Linked DNA regions of Homo sapiens: region 2 is linked to region 1. A link is a loop called in an ENCODE intact Hi-C map of the cell type or tissue named here. Cell type or tissue: mammary epithelial cell. All regions are shown on one strand. Each heading gives the region's core, and the rest is flanking DNA. Links, peaks and the distances in the headings are about the cores only. Region 1 overlaps FRMD6-AS2 (FRMD6 antisense RNA 2). Region 2 holds the start of LOC124903315 (a long non-coding RNA gene).

Region 1 (9,157 bases), core at 284-8,283:
CCCTAGAGGTAATTATTCGTCATATCTATATTCATCCAGATGATAAAACTGAGGCTTGCAGAGATTAAGTAACTCACCCAAAGCCACATAGCTGGGGCAGAGTAAGAGTTCGCTTCTTTATGAAGAGTGTGTGCTATTTCCGTTACACCATGTTGTCTTAGCGTTTGAGGTCTAGAAAAGCACCTTCAACATAGATGTTCAATAAATCTGTTAAATGTATAAAAAATAAGCTTTTCCATTAAAAAAATCTATTTTAAGTCATAAGTCAAAGAATATCTTTACAGGGAATTGGGCATGTTCAAAATTGTTGGAAAGGCTTGGGTTGGGGGATGTGAGGCTGGGATTCCAGATGATTTCAGAATGAATTGCTGATCTGACCTGCCAGGGAAGCCACCTCTGTTTCCTTCTGCTATGGCCTGGAACAGATGTGAATCAGGAGGCCACTGCTGATACTGTTAACTCCAAGAACAAATCACCTTAGCTGCAATATAACCATCAAGAAAACTTGACTACCACCACCAGAATAGCCACTCAACAGTCACCCAGTGGAGACAGGGCCCTGGAAACTGTTAACTCCAAGAACAGATCACCTTAGCTGCAACATAACGAACAAGAAAACTTCACTACCACCACCAGAATAGCCACTCAGCAGTCACCCAGTGGAGACAGGGCCCTGGAACCCTGCTGTAGAGAAGCTCCTGCCTCCATAAACCTGTTTGCAAATAGCAACAGGAGAAGCAGCAGGAAAGATAGTCCCTCCCTCACTTCCATCTTCCAAATCTCCCATGTGCAACTAATTTGGAGGACTGAATTGTAAATCAAACCCCGGCTGGAAGAGAGCCTAGGAAATGCAGTTTTTAGCTTTCCGGCCTGTGAACCATGGAGGGAAAGTGAAGTGGATGATGAGTGCCAGTTTCTCATATTCACATCTCCCACTTCCTATCCAACTGCAATGTCCATCACTTGGCAAAGCAATTTTGAAACTTTGAAAGGCAGTCAATGGGGTAGAAGTTTTGGTTGACATTAGTTGAACACAGCTACTCTCTGAGTGTCAAAGGGCTGCACTAGTAGCTTCTTGGGTGAGGAGCTTCCTGGGCCTGCACTTGGCCTATGATGCTTCTGCCTCAAAGATAAATGAGCTGAGGATTAGTTTATACCCTGCGAGGTCCTCAGAAGAACACAGCGTAATTGAAGTTAATGTGCTTTCTTTACAAGCATTTAACCAAGCTCAAAAGTGTCTGTGGACAGTTGGCTTTTAAGGCGTCTAAGAACATGGTTACAGAGGGCCTCTCACCAACCACCAGCTTCTAGAGAAGCCCGTGTGGGATGGGGATGCCTCCACGGCCTTTGCTCTGCTTCACAGCTCACCTACACAAGTCTCATGTCAAGTCAACTCTGCTGGTCACATGGGTTTCTTCCCTGTCTCTCTGTGTTTCTTCTCTTCTTAGAAGAAAACTGGTCATTGGATTTAAGGCCTACCCTAATCCAATAGGACCTCATTTTTAACTAATTACATCTGCAAGACCCTATTTGCAAATATGACCACATTCTGAGGTTCCAAGTGGACATGACCTTTGAGGGAACACTATTCAACCCACTATAGTGACCCTTTCAACTGTGCACTGTGCAGAAGATTTGTGTTTTCTTGCTAAGACAAACCCTAGATCCAGTACACCATTCCTGTTTGAGGAACAGTACCTGTGACCATCTCTTCATCCCATCTCACTCCCTAACTCAATCCAAATTTCTAATTTCTGCATTTGAAATTTCTGCATTTCTGTTCAATATGTGATCCTCTAGGGTATATCGTAGTCACGCCATCCTTTGTTTGGTGGTGATCACATGTGTGGTTACAGAATCATGGGCATGGCTCGGTTGAAGATTATATATGCTGGATATATGTCTTCATATTTTATTTATATGGCTGTATTTTTCTACCTAAGCGAAAAACCTTTTCAACAGGTTAACTTTCCCGAGGTGAGGAAGTCCAAGCCCAGAGCATTTTAACAACAGGTGACATTTAGCAGGCACACTGCAGTCAAGCTGAGGGATGGCCAGGGAACTGCCTCAGAATCCCAGACCTGATTGTTGCCAGACTTCCCCTTGAAGTTCCAACCATACTTGCAAGTTTGCAAGTTGGATCACTTCCTTTTCTTTTTTTTTTTTTTTTAATTGTTTTGAGATGGAGTCTCGCACTGTCACCCAGGCTGGAGTGCAGTGGCGCGATTTCGGCTCACTGCAAGCTCCGCCTCCCGGGTTCACGTCATTCTCCTGCCTCAGCCTCCCGAGTAGCTGGGACTACAGGCGCCCGCCACCATGCCCGGCTAATTTTTTGTATTTTTAGTAGAGACGGGGTTTCACCGTGTTAGCCAGGATGGTCTCCATCTACTGACCTGTTGATCCGCCCTCCTCGGCCTCCCAAAGTGCTGGGATTACAGGCATGATCCACCATGCCCGGCCTGCAAGTTGGATCACTTTCTTTGTGGGAGTCTGATGGACTGAGGAGGGCTATCTAACTATTAAGCATTAGCAGTATGCAGTATGGTGCAGCAGTTCTGTATCAAGAATTCCTGTGTAGAGTTTTTATGTGCATTCAATGCATTGATGGTTTCATTTATTGACTTTGCAGGCATTTATGAAGTTCTTACTGTATACCTGTTATCATAACTGGCACTGAAAACATAGAAAAAATAAAAGACCAGAATAGTTCCCAAAGGAATCAAATTTCATACTTGTATCTTCGTGGACACTGATACAATGCTAATCTCTTTCCTGGTCAGTCCAGAGCTTTGCTGATCTATAGACTCAATCACAAGATGCCTATTTCAAGTTGAAAGTGGATGAGAAATTCTGGTTGTGGGTATGCTTGTCCTTATGTGGAAGATGCCAGTCATTCTCTCTTTTGTCATTTAACCTATGTTGTCATATCCCTAACGATCTCTGACCTTGCAGCCCTTAAAAAGAATGATGCAATGCTATATATGCTAGGCATGGAAAGATGTCCTAGATACAATATTCAGTGAAAAAAGCAAGTTTCAGGATAGTATATAGGGTATAAAACCGTTTTTTTTTTTTTGTTTTTGAAGTACTGGAGAAATGTTGTTCTGGGACCAGCAGCATGAGCATTACCTGGGAACTTGTTGGAAATGCAAATGCTTAGGCCTCACCCCAGACCTACTGCATCAGAAACTCTCAGTATGGGTTTGGGAATCATGAACATGACCCCCAGGTGGTCCCAATGAATGCTCAAGTTGAAGACCTGCTGCTCTAGCGTGTACAGTGTCCCAGTATTGTTTGTTACTGTATATAGTATCCTAAGGTCTAGTGTGGGTTTGTCACAGCTTTATAACTGGCTTATAGTTACAGTCCCTGTAAATGAATTGCTTGTTATAAAGAATTTTGATTACATTATTTTTGGTTTATTGTATTTGTATATACATTTCCTTTACAAAATCAGTAAAATACAAAATCAACAAATTATAGGTACTGGAAAAAATGCTGCTGACTATATGAAAACAATCTCTAGATGGCTGTACATTAAGCCAGTGCTTTTCAGACTCTGATTTACATACAGATCACTTGGGGGATCTTGTGAAAATGCAAGACTGGATTAAGGCCTGAGGTCCTGCATTTCCAACCAGCTCCAGGTCAGTGCTGCTGTTCTATGGGTCACATTTTGAATAGCAAGCCACTAAAATGTTATCCATAGTTATTGTTGGAAGGTCAAATGGTGGGGAGTTATGCTTTGTACATTTCACCTTTGCGCATTATTTTTTAAAAATATTTTTTACAAATAACTATATTCAGAGAAAGGATGAAAGATTTTTAAAGTCTTTCACCAGAATTTGCCTTACTTTGACATCTCTCTGCTATGCAGGCTTAGCCTTGAAACACATTTCCAAGAGTGAAGCAAAAGGAAACTCATTTATTGGCCCTAGAAATCCCCCCACTGATACTGTAGAAATGAATGTTAAAAAGCAGTGGTGATAGGTATAGAGGGAAGTAGGAAGAAATTCATATTAGCTGGAATTTTTTTAGTGCCAGTATTAGAAATCTAACTGAAATGGGCTTAAGGAGATAAAGGACATTTTTAAGAAATCTGAGGGAAATGCTTGCTTTCGTCATGGCTGAATGAAGTGTTCAAACGATGTAGTAACGAGATCTGCTTTCTTCTGCAGTGGCTTTATCTTCAGGCAGTTCCTCTTTCCCTAGGGTGGCCACCAGCAGCCCTAGGCTCTGCTTCTATGATTAGAAACCACAGCAGAATGAGAACCTCCCTTCCCAGCAAAAATTCCAGGGACGACTCCCATTGGCAGGAGCCCGTCTCTGAAATTTTCGCAGTAATTTTGATTGGCTAGACTTGGCCACAGGCCCACTTCTGAAGAAGTCTGGGGGTGGTGTCAACAACATCCACGACAGCTGAGAGGAAGGGGTGATTCCCCAAAGGAAAATCAAAGTTTTGATACAAAAACAAGATGGAATAGATGTAAAACTGAGAGATGGTGTTCTGTTATTGTGCCAGTCTTCCAGCCCAATCCTTTCATTTTGCTTATTTGGAAATCAGTTTAAGGGATTTATTCAAGGTCACATGGGTAGTCAACAGCAGAGCAAGACTTAACAACTTCTGCCCTATTTCTACATCCTCTCTACTGTAGTACTACCACCTTCTTGGAAACTAGGAATGAATCAAACATGGAGCTTCTATAATGCTTGCCTTATCTTTGAAATGTCTTCTTAAATACTGTATTTCATGATATTGAATTTAAAGGAACTCTAATTGCACATCTCTCATCTTTGACTCTCCTACATTGACTGCCTGGAGTAAGAAAGCCACATTCTTTCTGTGATAGTAATCCTTGCTACTCCTTTCCTCTTTGGGGAAACAAGTCAAAGCTTGACAAAGTGTAGCTGCTGATCTATTTGAACGAAGTTCGATCCCTAACCAGTGATCCCATGAATGAGGTGGATGCCCTATGGATGGAGAAGCTCACACCGGCCTCTGCTTTTTTTGTGGTATATTTTATCCCGAGAGCTTGATTAATAATCTAGACTGGGTCCTCCCTTTGGGTGGGTATGTTGCCCTCCCAATTTTCCCAGGCACAGCAATATCTCTGCAGACAGGTACGGGCATGCATCAGAAATCTGGAGGCTCGCCCAAAAAGTTATGTCTGCTGTTTGTGAAGGGGCAATGTAGCAATTATATGAGTAATGCAGTGGCAGATCTTCTATGAGAAATTAAAACTGGAGAAAGAGGGCTTTCCTCCTTGAAGGAAGGGTGTTGGGTGAACTAACACTATTTTCTCCTGCCCTTTCCCCCAATCTCAATCCCTTTCTCTCCAAACATTCTTCCTTGAGCACCCCACTCTGGCACTCAAAAAGCCATGGGAATGGGAAAGAAGTGGCTGGAAGTAAACAGCCTGCTTACTCACAGCAACTGAAAATTTTGTTTCGACGATTCTGGTTCCAGGGGCAGGAGCTGAAGATTAATGCCTGGAGTCTGCCCCATTCTGAGAGCAGCAGCCTGGCTCCTGGTGGCTCCAGCAGCAGGTAGGAAAAAAATGTTTGTTCTTACCCTTTTTTATGAAATATAATCTGAAGACAAATTTAATGTTAAATTCCTGTACAATGGGCACAGTAGAATCATCGAAGGGTTTAAATAATTTGATTTGTCTGCAAACCAGCCCAAACTGCTGAGGGAGTTGGTTCTGCTGCTGAAGTTGATCTGTCTCATGATTTATTCTTTAGGGAAGGGGGTACCTTGGGTTGTCCAATGTAACAGCCACTGCTGTCAGGGCTAGGAAGAAACTCACATCTTCATGACTTGACAGTGCCTGTGCTTTCTGTACTTTTGCTTACAGTGTGTGTGTTTATGTACGTGTCCTGTACTCTAGACACACACTTGCCTTGGTAAGAACACTCTCAAAAACACAGATGATAACCTGACCAGAAGACCGGTCCCTTTGATGCACCGTTTTATTCTAAATGTTTCAAGAGCCCAACAATGACTTCTTGTAAGACACCATCATAAGTTTTTAAAAAGGAAGTTATTAAGAGTCTGGGAAACATTAAGTAGGTGTCGGTTACATTAGTATCAGTTACATGCTTACCCTCTGGGTTGGAAAAGGAGACATTTACATATTTGGGGTTCCTGCACTTCTTTTATGAGGGGTATAACTTAGCAAAACTAGACAAGAAACTGTACAATGAATACAATGAGCTGTTACAGAGTTTGTCATAACCAGATCCCAAGTGTTGTAAAAGTAAAATATGATGCATGTGTGATAGAAGGAAGTGATAAAGGGAATATGGAGAAGAACAAAGTGGAGTTTTATGAGAATTTCTAGGTCTACTTTTAAAAAACAGACTAAGTTTGTGAGTCAGTAACTAGGCAATCAGTTCTCAGAGAAGCTACTTATGAACTGTGTCATCACATTACTTTTAAGATGACCAAATATTGAGGCTATCTGTTGTTTGCCATTGTGAGTGTGTGCTTGTGTTTCTGCATGTGTATTTATGACAGAGAGAGAGAGACAGAATATGAGGGAGGGAGAGAGGAGAAACTCTCATATATTGGCTTACAGACAAATGCTGGGTCATTTAAAAATGCATCTCTGTAACCACTTGTTCTGGAAACATTAATCACCACCTTCTGTGTTTTGGGCACCGTGCTGGGTCCTGGCTGTATACGTGTGTATAGTGTGTGGGGCACAGTGCTAGGTCCTGGACGATATATGTGTGTATTTTGTGTGTGTGTGTGTGTGTATAAAATGCGAAATTTCTTCTTTAGTAACCTTTACCTACCTCTTATTCGTGTTGCCAACAAAAAGACAACCGCAGAGTTTTAGTGCAGTTACCGTAGCAGAATTCTTAAGGTGGCCCAGTTACCGAAACTGCTTGTGTACTGACCTACTATAAAAATATGTATTGTCTATATATACTTGGGAATGACACCCTGTTGAAAATAAATACTGTGTTCCTCTCAGTACTGGGCTCAAGCTTCCTTAAAATCCAGTTCTCCAAGGCCAAGAATAGTGAGAGCACTGCTATGAGATTTGGACCCTGTTTGTGATCCCTGAGTTCCCTGGGCAAGGGCCCTGGTTCTTGACTAAGGGCAGGCTCTAAGGCAGGGACCAAATACCTTCTCTGCCCTGCCCTCTCCCCAAAACCCTGGGAATGAAGTTGAATGGGGAGTGGGGTGGGTGGAGCCCCTTCCCCTTTGGAAGACTCTTCCCTGGGTGTCTCCAAGGGAAGCTTCTTTTCTCTTTTGCATCGTTCTGAATGCCCTAGGCCCTCAACAAACATTCTTGAACTTCCTTGCATGTTAGCATGGGGCCCTCACCTGCCCTAAGAGGCTAACTCCTTAGCTGGACTGAGGCAGGCCCACAGGCAAGGTTGATAGATGTAAAGGTCACCTCAGTACCAGCACATGCGCTTCCTTTTCACTGCTTCCTTACAGCTGCTTCTTCTCTTGGTTGCTATAAATAACATCCTTCCCCACTCTGGAAAATGTCTGAGTTTTTCATTGATGGTTCCCCAGCTCCTCACATCTCCTAGTTCTGGTGAAATATGCTGCCATGGGGGAAATGACAAAGCAGAGGAAGAAATCAGCAGCAATATCAGTAACAGCACCCAGAATTTGCTGAGCGCCAGCTATGTGCCAGGTACTGTGCCAAAGGCTTTATATACCTGATCTAATTTATTCTTTACAACAACCCTATGAAGTAAGGACTACTGGTATCCCCATTTCATAGAAACAAACAAACAAAACAAAACAAAAAAATTTAAAAAATGAAACCAAAATGGACGCTTAGCCTTTTCTCTGCTGCTGGGGGATTCAAATCTAAGTGCCCGACTCCAAAGCATTCGACCACAGCCTGTGATGACAGTGAAAATCAAATTGATCTTGAAAGTTGGCCAGGAGAAGACAGTACAGCTCTGTGAGGCGGACACTTAGGCAGAATCCCTTCTGGCCCTCTTAGCTCCCCTGTTCTTCCATGGAGGCTCTGGAAAGGTCTGCTGGAAACCACCAGGGAGACCAAAGGACTTCCTCTGCTGCCTGTGAGTTGTCTCTCCAAGTGTCCTGTCGTGCCTCCCTTTGAGGTCTGGCAGCTGACATTTATCTTGGTCTTTGTTTACAAACAAGGGCTGTGCATCTTGTTCTTTCCTTGCTGTTCAGGGCTGACTCTAACTCTGCAGGAACATATGTTTGACTTCCACTATGCTGCTGTTTCCGGAGACAGAGTCCTGCTTTAAGAGGAGTCAGGAAGTGTCCACACTTGTTCTTTTCCTTTCCTTGAGTTTCAGCTAATATATTCCCCAGAACCTACCTAGAACCAAGAGTTCTCCTCTTGGGATGGACTCCTAGTACCTGTTTGAAACTACTCTCAGGTAGAGTTTGGGAAATCTCTAACCTGTTTGCCTGTGGTCCTACAATTAACCAGTCTTGTGATAGCTCATTCCCAAGCTGTCACAACTGTCACAACTCTAACCTGTTCCTGTGTGTATCTATAGGCAAATCTTCTGTAATGTGGATCTTGTCTCACAAGACTAGGGATGCCAGAGGAGGGCCAAGGTCAGCCTCCTTAGCACCGAGACCATTGGATGACTCTGGTTAACTTGAGCAGCATACCGAGACCTATCCCCTTAAACGTCTTAGAAACTATTTTTATTGTATAACTTGGTAATGAATCAGTCAAGTATCACCTTCTTTGATGTTTGGTCTTAAGTTGCTTATTTTCATTTTCAAAGAGTTTCTCTCATTTTGAATTTTTAAAAAAAGAGAATAAAAGAATTGCAGATTTGAAACAACAGAAAGGAAGAAGACTAATATTAATTGAACAGGTAGTGTGTACCCAGTGTTTTACTATCCTCTTTACATGTGATACACCATTTAATCATGACAGAACCTGGCAAAGTAGAAAGACCCATTTTACAGTTGAAGACATTAAGGTTTAGTAAAAGTTCAGTACTAGGTGTGATGGAGGCGGCATGTAAATGGGGGTTGTAATTTGAAGCTCAAGTTGTTTCCCTTATTCCATGCTGCGTCCACCATGGCGCCTGGATTACAAACTCCTTCCCAGTGGACAGGGTGTGCTCAGATGGTTCATCTCATTTAATCTTCACAATCCTGGGATATAGGTACATGACACTGATTCAG
Region 2 (9,157 bases), core at 320-8,319, 200 kb before region 1:
TTTCCCTTTGTAATTAATAAGTACCTTTTAGGGAGATACTTTGACACTATGGAAATATCCTGTTTCTCATACTTTTGTCCACTAATTTTAGCATCCATTGATGGTTCCCTGCAACAGTTATTAGCTATGATATTTGCTTAGTAGTGATTATTTATTTCCATCATTTCTTCCACTTTGAATTCCACTTTCAAATTTATTAATTTGAAACGCTAATTTATTTTTTATCAATTTGGACTTACGGGCATAATCTATTACTATCATTATATATATTATTGCTCAAAATGTTTCCACCTAAGCCATTAAGAGGTCCCTCTAGTTAGCTCCTATATCCTTTTTTAGCTACCCCTGTCATTTTTTGAGCACTCCTTTTTGGCATCAGAAGCTGTTCCAGGCTCATCTATATTTTATGTTCTAAGCCTGAAATCAACTGTTTCTCCAAGGAGCGTTGGTTCCTTATATTATAGACTGGTATTTAGAAACCAAGATCATAGAGCTAGATGTGCTTACTGCTTCTCAGAAGACATTGGAAATGTATGTATGTGTATTAACCCATGTATACACACATATATAGTTCTTTTGGTTTTTCTTTTTGTAATAGTCAAAATACTTACGATAGCTCTTTCTATCTCACCCTCTTCATTTGTCATGTTATTCGTCTGCGGTACAATTACGTTCACTGGTTACTGTTTATTCTATTTTGGGTTGTCCTCCTCACATCCTGGTTTATTTATTTTGGGGGTATGTAAAACATTGTATGATTTTAAGAGTCAGAATTATTTTAAAAGGTATACTTAGAAAGGTTTTACTCCTCCTTTATGACTATTACTCTGTTTCTTTTTCCCATTCCCTTCTGCCCTGTTCCCACTTACTCTTAACCAGTCTCATTAATTTATGATTTATTCTTTTTTTTTCTTTTTTCTTTTTTTTGAGATGGAGTCTCACTGTTGTTGCCCAGGCTGAAGTGGAATGGCATGATCTTGGCTCACTGAAACGTCTGCCTCCCAGGTTCAAGTGATTCTCCTGCCTCAGCCTCCCAAATAGCTGGGATTACAGGCACCTGCCACCATGCCTGGCTAATTTTTTGTATTTTTAAAACACAAAACATTTTTAGTAGAGATGGGGTTTCACTTTGTTGGCCAGGCTGGTCTCGAACTCCTGACCTCATGATCCGCCTGCCTCGGCCTCCCAAAGTGCTGGGATTACAGGCGTGAGCCTCCACACCTGGCCAGTTTATTCTTTTGTACAAATGAATATACATATGAAAGAAAAATATATATATATTTACATTCCTTTCTGTTTTTCATGAAAGGTAGCATACTATAGATACTCTTTCACATTTTGCATTTTAAATTTAATGTGTCCTGGAAATCACTCAATATAAGTTCATAGAGATCTTCATTCTTCTTTATAGCTGTATAGTATCCCATTGTGTTGGATACATTGTAGTTTATTCAACCACTCTTACATATGAACATTGAGCATCTAGGTCGCTTCCAATATTTCGTAATTACAATGCTGTAGTGGATAACCTTGTGCATATTAATTTTGTATTGTTGGAGGTTTAACTTCAGAGTAGATTCGTAGAAGTAGAATTGCCAGGACGAAAGCTAAATGCATCCATAATTTTTACTAAGGGTTGTTAAATTTCCTTCCAGGAGGGCTCTACCAATCTTCATTCTCACCAGCAGTGTTCAAGAATATTCTCCCACAGCCTTGATAACAGAATATATTGTCATACTTTTTAATTTTTGCCAATCTGATAAAGAAGAAATGGTATCTCAGTGTTGTTTTAATGTCCATTTTTCTTTTTTTTTTTTTAATTTTTGTGACAGAGTGTTATTCTGTTGCCCAGGCTGGAGTGCAGTGGCATGATGCAGCTTTGAACTCCTGGACTCACGTGATCCCCTATCTCAGCCTCCCAAATAGCGGGGACTACAGATGTGCACCACCACACTCTGCTAATTTTTAAAATTTTTTCTGTAAACGTAGGGTCTTGCTACGTTGCCCAGGCTGGTCTCAAACTCCTGGGCTCGTGCAATCCTCCTCCCTCAGCCTCCCAAAAGACTGTGATTACAGGTGTGAGCTACCATGCCTGGCTGCATTTTTGTAACTATAACATTTTTTTTCATATATTTAAGGGCCATTTTGTGTATTTCATTTTATATATTTTTGGTTCACTTGTCTGTTGATATCGGGTTTTTGGTCCTTTCTCCCTTGATATTCAAAAGCTCTTTACATATTAGGGGAATGTCTGTTGCAAATATTTTCTCCTAGTTTGTCAGTTGTCTTTTGACTTTGTTTATGGTAATGATGGTGTTGCTGTTTTACCATGTGTTATATTTCATTTTTATGTGGTCAAATTATCTTTTTTTGCCTCTATTTTAAGTCAGTCTCTACACTGAGATCAGAGAGTAATTTACTCATGGTTTCTTCCAGTAATTGTATAATTTTATTTTTTGTACTTGGGTCTCTGGTACATTTGGAGTTTATTCTTTTGTACGGCATGAAATGCAGATCTAATTTTATTTCATTTTTTTCCAACTGGCTACCCAGTTGTCCTGACACCATTTATTAAAAAGTACATCTTTGCCCCAGTGGCTTGAGATGCCACTTTCATCACATGCTAAATTGGACGGAATCACCTGTAAAGTTCCCTTTTTGCTATTTTTACTTTGTCATGGTGTGATTTGTCTTTTGCTATCTGTTCATTGCCTGTGGTGACAAATGTTTGTTCTGAAAGAATAGTTAATTATTGCAGCAATAATCTTGAAAGCTAAAGCAATTTACCGTCTGGCTCTGTGTTTATAAAACACTGTTACCCAAATTGAACCCACAGCTCTGAGATATTACTCCTTCTGTCTAAATGTTATCAGTGTCTGTTCTATTGTAAAATCATTAGGCTGAAATGAAGCTTTTTAAAATTAGTCTCAGTTCTACTTTGGAACCATTGTACTGAAACCTTGGAGAACAGTCTTATGAGAACTGGCTTTATTCATGTTTATTGTCTTTGACTCCTGGACTTGTTTCCTTCATTCAGCTGCTGGATCTAGGTAGACAAATTGTTATACCAGGCTATTGTCAGAGTAGATTCATTAGAATAATAAGGTAATTTAACTTTCATGTGCACCTATATCCAGAGTACAAAGTTGCCTGGCAAGAATGATGTCCTCATTAAAATTCAGAAAACCTCAAACAAAGTCCAGCCATTATTCTTCTAAAATGAATTTACATGTGAAGGAACACCATCTTACAGAATCCTCCTGTTTTCAGAATAAATAATTAGCTCTTTAGAGAAATAGATTAATAAAAGCAATGCAATATTGTACCATTTCTCCATCTTATAAGGCCAGTCTTAAGTATTTGATTAGTGCCATAGAGCTGACTTTGCTTGCAAAGCACCCCCATTTCTTGGGCTTCAAATGTCAGAGTATGTGGAAAGTGCCAGAGGAATTTTAATTCATTTCCTTTATTTTGTCTCTCTCTTAAAATACTTATTTCAAAGTGATGAAGAAAGGTGCAGGTAAAAATGAAGCCATGGCTTCTATTACGGTTTTTTTCTTTACAGTCACGTTATTCATACCTTTGCCCTCTAGAGGGAGCAAGAAGGTTATAGTTGTTAAGTAGTCATAGTTCCTGAAAAAACTCCAATCTTACCTCCCTTACCTCCCCAACCCAGATGGAAATTTGTTTCAGTAGGTGGGGCTATTTCCTTGGAAATAGTATTATTTATTTCACTCCTCAAGCTCCCCACTGTGGTCCTTTTCCTCCATTAAGGTAGAGAGACCTGTAAATTCTTTTCTCCCGATTCCTACCAGCAACAAAAATGTTAGAGAACATGGCCAAAGACTAAACCATAGTTTAATTTGACTAGTTAGAGAACCAACCCTCCAGGTGGCTTCTGGGCTGAAAAGTTGATGTATCACAAGATCCTTCGTTGATAGAAAAGTCCAAGCTATTAGAAAATGCTGTTTCTCATTGGTCTCCTGCTTCACAGGAAGCTTTCTCCGTGACGACTGGTCCCAAATAAACACTTAACAACTTTCTCTGAAACAAAATCCTGTACAATAATGATGACCTAATTTCAACGTATACATTTTCTCTCTCTTGTGGTTATTGGTAAATTCAAGATGGGTTTGTGGCGCCTGATTCTGGATCTTAAATGTTATGCTGAATCTGAGAGCTTGGCTTGAGGAGGTTTGGGAGTGGTTGGGTTTTTTCTTCTTTGGCCTGACATGGGCTGGCCTATGGAGGATTTCAGCCCCGGTGCCTTCCATGCACAGAAGAAACCTTTCTTCATACTCTACAGTGGGCTTGACGTACCATCTGTATGCTGCTGATTCCCAAATTTTTATCCTCATCTCTGACCTCTCATCAGAGTGGCCTGTTTCATATTACTTGAATATCTCATTGGAATTTCAAATTTAATAAGTTCAAAACAGAATCCCTGACTTTTCCCACTGCACACCAGTTTCTTGCCCAGGATTCCCCATTTCTGTAAAAATGGACAACCAACTGTCTATTACTGACTTATGAGTCATTTTTGGTTCCTCAGCTTTCTTCACCCCTACCATCTAATCCATCAGCCAATTCTGCTGATTCTACCTCCAAAATATTTCCTCATCCTGCCTCCTTTTACTTATCTCTCCTACTCTCTACTCCACTTCCAACAGGTATCAAGCTATGGTTATTTCTCACCCAGAACATTAGGATAGGTTCTTAGCAGATGTAATGATGGCCATGGTTTGGAACAATTTCATGTGCTTTTCTCTTTTTCCTGAATATATCTGCCTCTGAGATGAGATAAATGAATGCAAACTAAAAGGAAGAGTTAAGATTTGGCTTGTGACATTCAAAAACGGGGTTCTGCAGAAAGACAGTAGGCTTAAAAACTAGTCCGTGTAGGGAGAGAAAAGATTTTTAAATGTTTTTATTTTTTATTTTCGTAGCAAGGAGTAGGCCTGGAAAATTAGACTGTAAATTTCTATGATAACATATATTAATAGAATGTTTATTCTATTCACCATTAATGCTCTGCACTCATTGAGGCTGCAGTTCAGAAGATGATGACTATGATAATGAAGGCTGCACTCCAGCCTGAATAGATTTTTGGAGGAGGAAGACAGAAGGGGGTCAGAAGAGGTAGATGGTGAGTTCAGCACTCTGATCTTCCTTCTGGTCTCAACCCTGGAGAGTGGGAAGTCTGTTAAATTCCTAAAGGGAAATGGGGCAGAGAGGTTCCTTCCTTGCTTCCAGCCTGGAACACTGGGAAGAGATCACCTGGAAGCTCCTTGAGGGACCTTCTTGGCAAACCTGGAGGGTGACCACATGAAATCAATTCAGAGATGTGGTCAGAGAGAGTGATGGTCTAATTTGCATCCCCAGTACTTCCTCTGTTCTCCCAAGACATGAATGCAGACTTGAGAGCTGACAAGGCCTACACAGGCCTGTTGAGATAGGGGATTTACAGAGACTTAAAGGGGTTTGTAATGCCCGTGAGAGCTGAAATGAATGAGGCTGTCATACAGGGAGTCACTGGGTCCAACTGAGCTGAGAGGGAGCATAGACCAAGATGCCTGCCAGCTGCAGCCTCAGCCATAGCCCCTAATGACACCATTGAGGGCTAATCACAAGGGGAATAAGGCACATTGCTGGGGAGCCAAAAGACCCTGCATGGTTTTGAGGACTTTTACCCCCAATCTGCAAGGTCATGTACACTTCTTTGCCCAGCACTGTCCTGGGGGCCAGGGATGTTGCTGAAATCTAGAGACTAAGTATGTTTAACCAAAGTGGCCGAGTTTTACCTAAAAGAAAGATTTAAATTATTGTATTGATCTAAATGTTATCCCCTGCTTTTTTGTTTTTCTATAGTGCATAGGAGCTAGCAAGCAAGAATAGATCAGATCTAGGCGAAGCAGAAGTGTAATTTCTCTGCACATGTGAGTTCTGGGGTGAGTGCTGCACTGGTTGCTTCCTGCCCCCACCCTTACCACTACTGTAGTACACACACAGCAGGCAAAGTGGTCTTTAAAAGTGAGATCTGGTTCTATGTCCTATCCCAACCTTCTAAAAAACTTCCTGTTGGGCACAGAATTAAATACCAGCACCTCACTATGGCATAAAAGGCCCCACATGATCAGGGTCCTGTCTTCTGTCTGTCACATCCTATACCTTGTCTAAGAAGCTCCAGCACAGTGGCCCCTCTACTCCTTGAACAGGCTGTGCTATTTCCCATTGCAAGCTTTTGCACTTGGTGTTTATGCTGATGCCTTCCATTTGCCCTTCTAGACCTAATCTTCAGTCTTTCTCATCTTGTTCTGTGTGCCAGTAGGCTGATGGTGTGAATTGCATCGATGAACACTCTTGCTTCCTGACTTCCTGTTGGAATTGGCCAATGGGAAGCACTAGCAGGAGATCAGAGAGAATGAGGAGGAGATATTTATTCAGGGTATTTACCACCCCACCCCTGCTCCTTCCTTGCTGGCTAGTTACCTGAGGATGGTTGCATCCCTTTACCAAAGGCCACAGCTCCTATCAGGGGTCTTCTCCATCTTTTGGTAGCCACTCCTCCCTTTGTCCCTGCAGGCCAGGGGTGCTCATGGTTCCCCCCACTTTTGGTAGCCCTGGGTAGCTAGTTTCATTAAGCTCTACCTGCGCTTTTGCACATCGTCCCTTGTGAGTGTCTTCTGCTTCCTATTAGGCCTCAGCTGTCACATTGCTCGTTCTGTAGGCTCTCTGCATGCTGGTTCATTCTTTTCCTTGAGCTCAGCTCAGATGTTACCTTCTGAGGCAGGAGTAAAGGGAGGGAAGAAAGGGCCCCCCGACTCCTCCTCATCTCCCTGCCCACTCCCATGTCCTGCTTTATGCTCTTCACTTATTTATTTATTTTATTTAACATCTTTTTCATTGTGGTAGGAATACTTAATGTGAAACCTACCCTCTTGCCAAGTTTTTAACAGTGCAATATAGCATTGTTTATAATAGGCATAATACTGTACCACAGATCTCCAGAACTTTCTTATCTCACGTAACTGAAACTTTATACCTGTTGAATAGACACTCCCTATCCCATCCTTCCCTCCCTGCAGCTCCTGGGAACCAGCATTCTACTCTCTGCTTCTATGTGTCTGACTATTGTAGATACCTTATATAAATAGTGGAATTACGCAGTGTTTGTCTTTCTGTGACTCTGGCCTTCACCCTTTTTTTTTTTTTTCGAGATGGAGTCTTCCTCTGTCCCCCAGACTGGAGTGCAGTGGCGTGATCTTGGCTTGCTGCAACCTCCGCCTTCCAGGTTCAAGTGATTATCCTGCCTCAGCCTCCCGAGTAGCTGGGACTACAGGTGCATGCCACCATGCCTGGCTAATTTTTTTTTGTATTTTTAGTAAAGATGAGGTTTCACCATATTGGCCAGGCTGGTCTCAAAATCCTGACCTTGTGACCTGCCCACCTTGGCCTCCCAAAGTGCTGGGATTACAGGTATGAGCCACCACGCCTGGCCCCTTCACTCTTTTTAACAACATATTTTTAATTTCTTGCATTGAAATCATAATTTGACACTATTTTTTGTTGTTGTTTTTTACTTGTCTCTTTTAACTGGACTGTAAGCCAACAATAGAAGGAAACTTTTGTGTTTCACTCACTACTGTGTCCCCAGTGCCTAGAACAGGGCTTGTACATAGGAAGCAGGAAATAAACTTTTTTTAAAAGAAATGAATGGGGAGCTGATTTTTCATGCCCTTGAGAAGCCAAGATCTCGAGGCAGGCATATGTGGGGGTGTCAAAAGCAGGTCAGGAGGTCGTCTCATTTCCTTGTACTTTCATTGCATCAAGGTGCTAACACTGCTTCTCAGGTACCATTTGTTAACTGAACCATCAATGCTTAGGAAGTAGAAAGGAAGAAATGAAATAATTATGTTTCAGATTGAGCCCTTTTCCTGGAAACTTGGAAGAGTGTTCCATACCATCCAGTCTTTCTGTCACTTTTACCTATTTCAGGTGTGTCCAGTCTCAGCTGGGAATGGAAGATGCTTTGCATATCTTTAAAATCTTCGGGCCATAGAGTTGGGGAGAGTACAGAAAGAATACCACAGAACTTTTATGCCAGAAAATGGCAGGTGCTCCAAGGGCTATGTTGGAATGCTTGGAGTGCATAAAAATACCAAGGTGAGTGCCTAGCAGAGGGTTCTCAACATTAGACCTAAGTCATAAACTCCAAAGGTTGTTTTCAGGAATCTGTACTTTTAAAAGTTCTGAAGATGCATCTGGGGCCAGGATGAGGGCCACTGGTCTGACATAAAGAGGATGGGCTCTGCTTAGTTCCATAAATTCAGGGAGTTAATTATGTTGTTTTAAATTTCTTGAACCATTAGCACAGGGCTGATGAGCCAAACACCTTTTATGTTTGAATCAATAGATGTTTCTTCCCATGTCTTTGGGAATATTTCACAGTAGAAGTTGGGGTCTTGAAAAGTTGGCATTTGAAGGCTAGTGTTATTTTTTGCTTACAAAATAAGAAATTGATCTTTGGAAAGCAATTTAGGAATCTTATTTGGCCACAGTGGCATTGAGACCACTCTCTTTCTCCCTTTAAGCTTCATTATAACTCGAGTCCATTGCATAAAGCTCTTTTTATTGTAAAATGAGACCCCCATCAGGATCCTATAGACAGTTTTATTTCCTCTTGTTGCTTTCGGTACTCCCATACCATATTTCTGTAAAGGGCAACCTTACATTGAGTTTGGCATTGCTGGGTAGGCATTGCTGTCTTCAGGAGCCTTCTTCAGCTCATTTCTTTTTTGTTTGTTGCTCATAAAATAGCAGGCATCTGTGCACCAAGCTGATGTATTCATTGGTCCATGTACCTTTTAGTCCTTGTGTGTACATTTAGGTTGTACAGACTTACAGTAATATTACTGCTAGAATTCTATTATATATCTCTTCCATTTATATTATGCCATGAGTTTTTTTTTGGAGACAGGGTCTTACTTTGTTACCTAGACTAGAATGCAGTGGCATGATGATGGCTCACTGCAGCCTTGACCCTCCCAGGCTCAAGCAATCCTCCCACCCCAGCCCCCCAAGTAAGCTAGAAGTACAAGTGTGTGCCACCACGCCCAGCTAATTTTTAAAAATTTTTGTAGAAACAGGGTCTCACTGT

The links. A loop is a pair of places that touch in the nucleus more often than their neighbours do. Peaks named below come from ENCODE experiments on the same cell type or tissue, not always from the same donor. Only the 100,000 strongest peaks of a DNase experiment are listed, where the experiment ranks them.
Region 2: a loop joins it to region 1, with 10 times the contacts of the local background. A loop is called at or near these places in 3 of 110 quality-filtered maps.

What each region holds. Positions count from the first base shown.
Region 1 is chr14:51,483,874-51,493,030 of GRCh38, forward strand. The region is part of intron 2 of FRMD6-AS2 (FRMD6 antisense RNA 2); the gene reads right to left. It also overlaps a transcript of FRMD6 not described here. Among named protein-coding and RNA genes, the nearest start is that of LINC02310, 91 kb to the left of the region's middle. In mammary epithelial cell, for the core only: no CTCF peak of the experiment used is centred there; DNase peaks (open chromatin) are centred at 5,128 and 6,578; H3K4me3 peaks cover 3,429 bases; H3K27ac peaks cover 4,080 bases.
Region 2 is chr14:51,279,901-51,289,057 of GRCh38, forward strand. LOC124903315 (a long non-coding RNA gene) reads left to right here and starts at 7,531. Exons shown (of 2, transcript XR_007064164.1): 1 at 7,531-8,163. In mammary epithelial cell, for the core only: a CTCF peak has its summit at 3,643 (motif pointing right); a DNase peak (open chromatin) is centred at 3,671.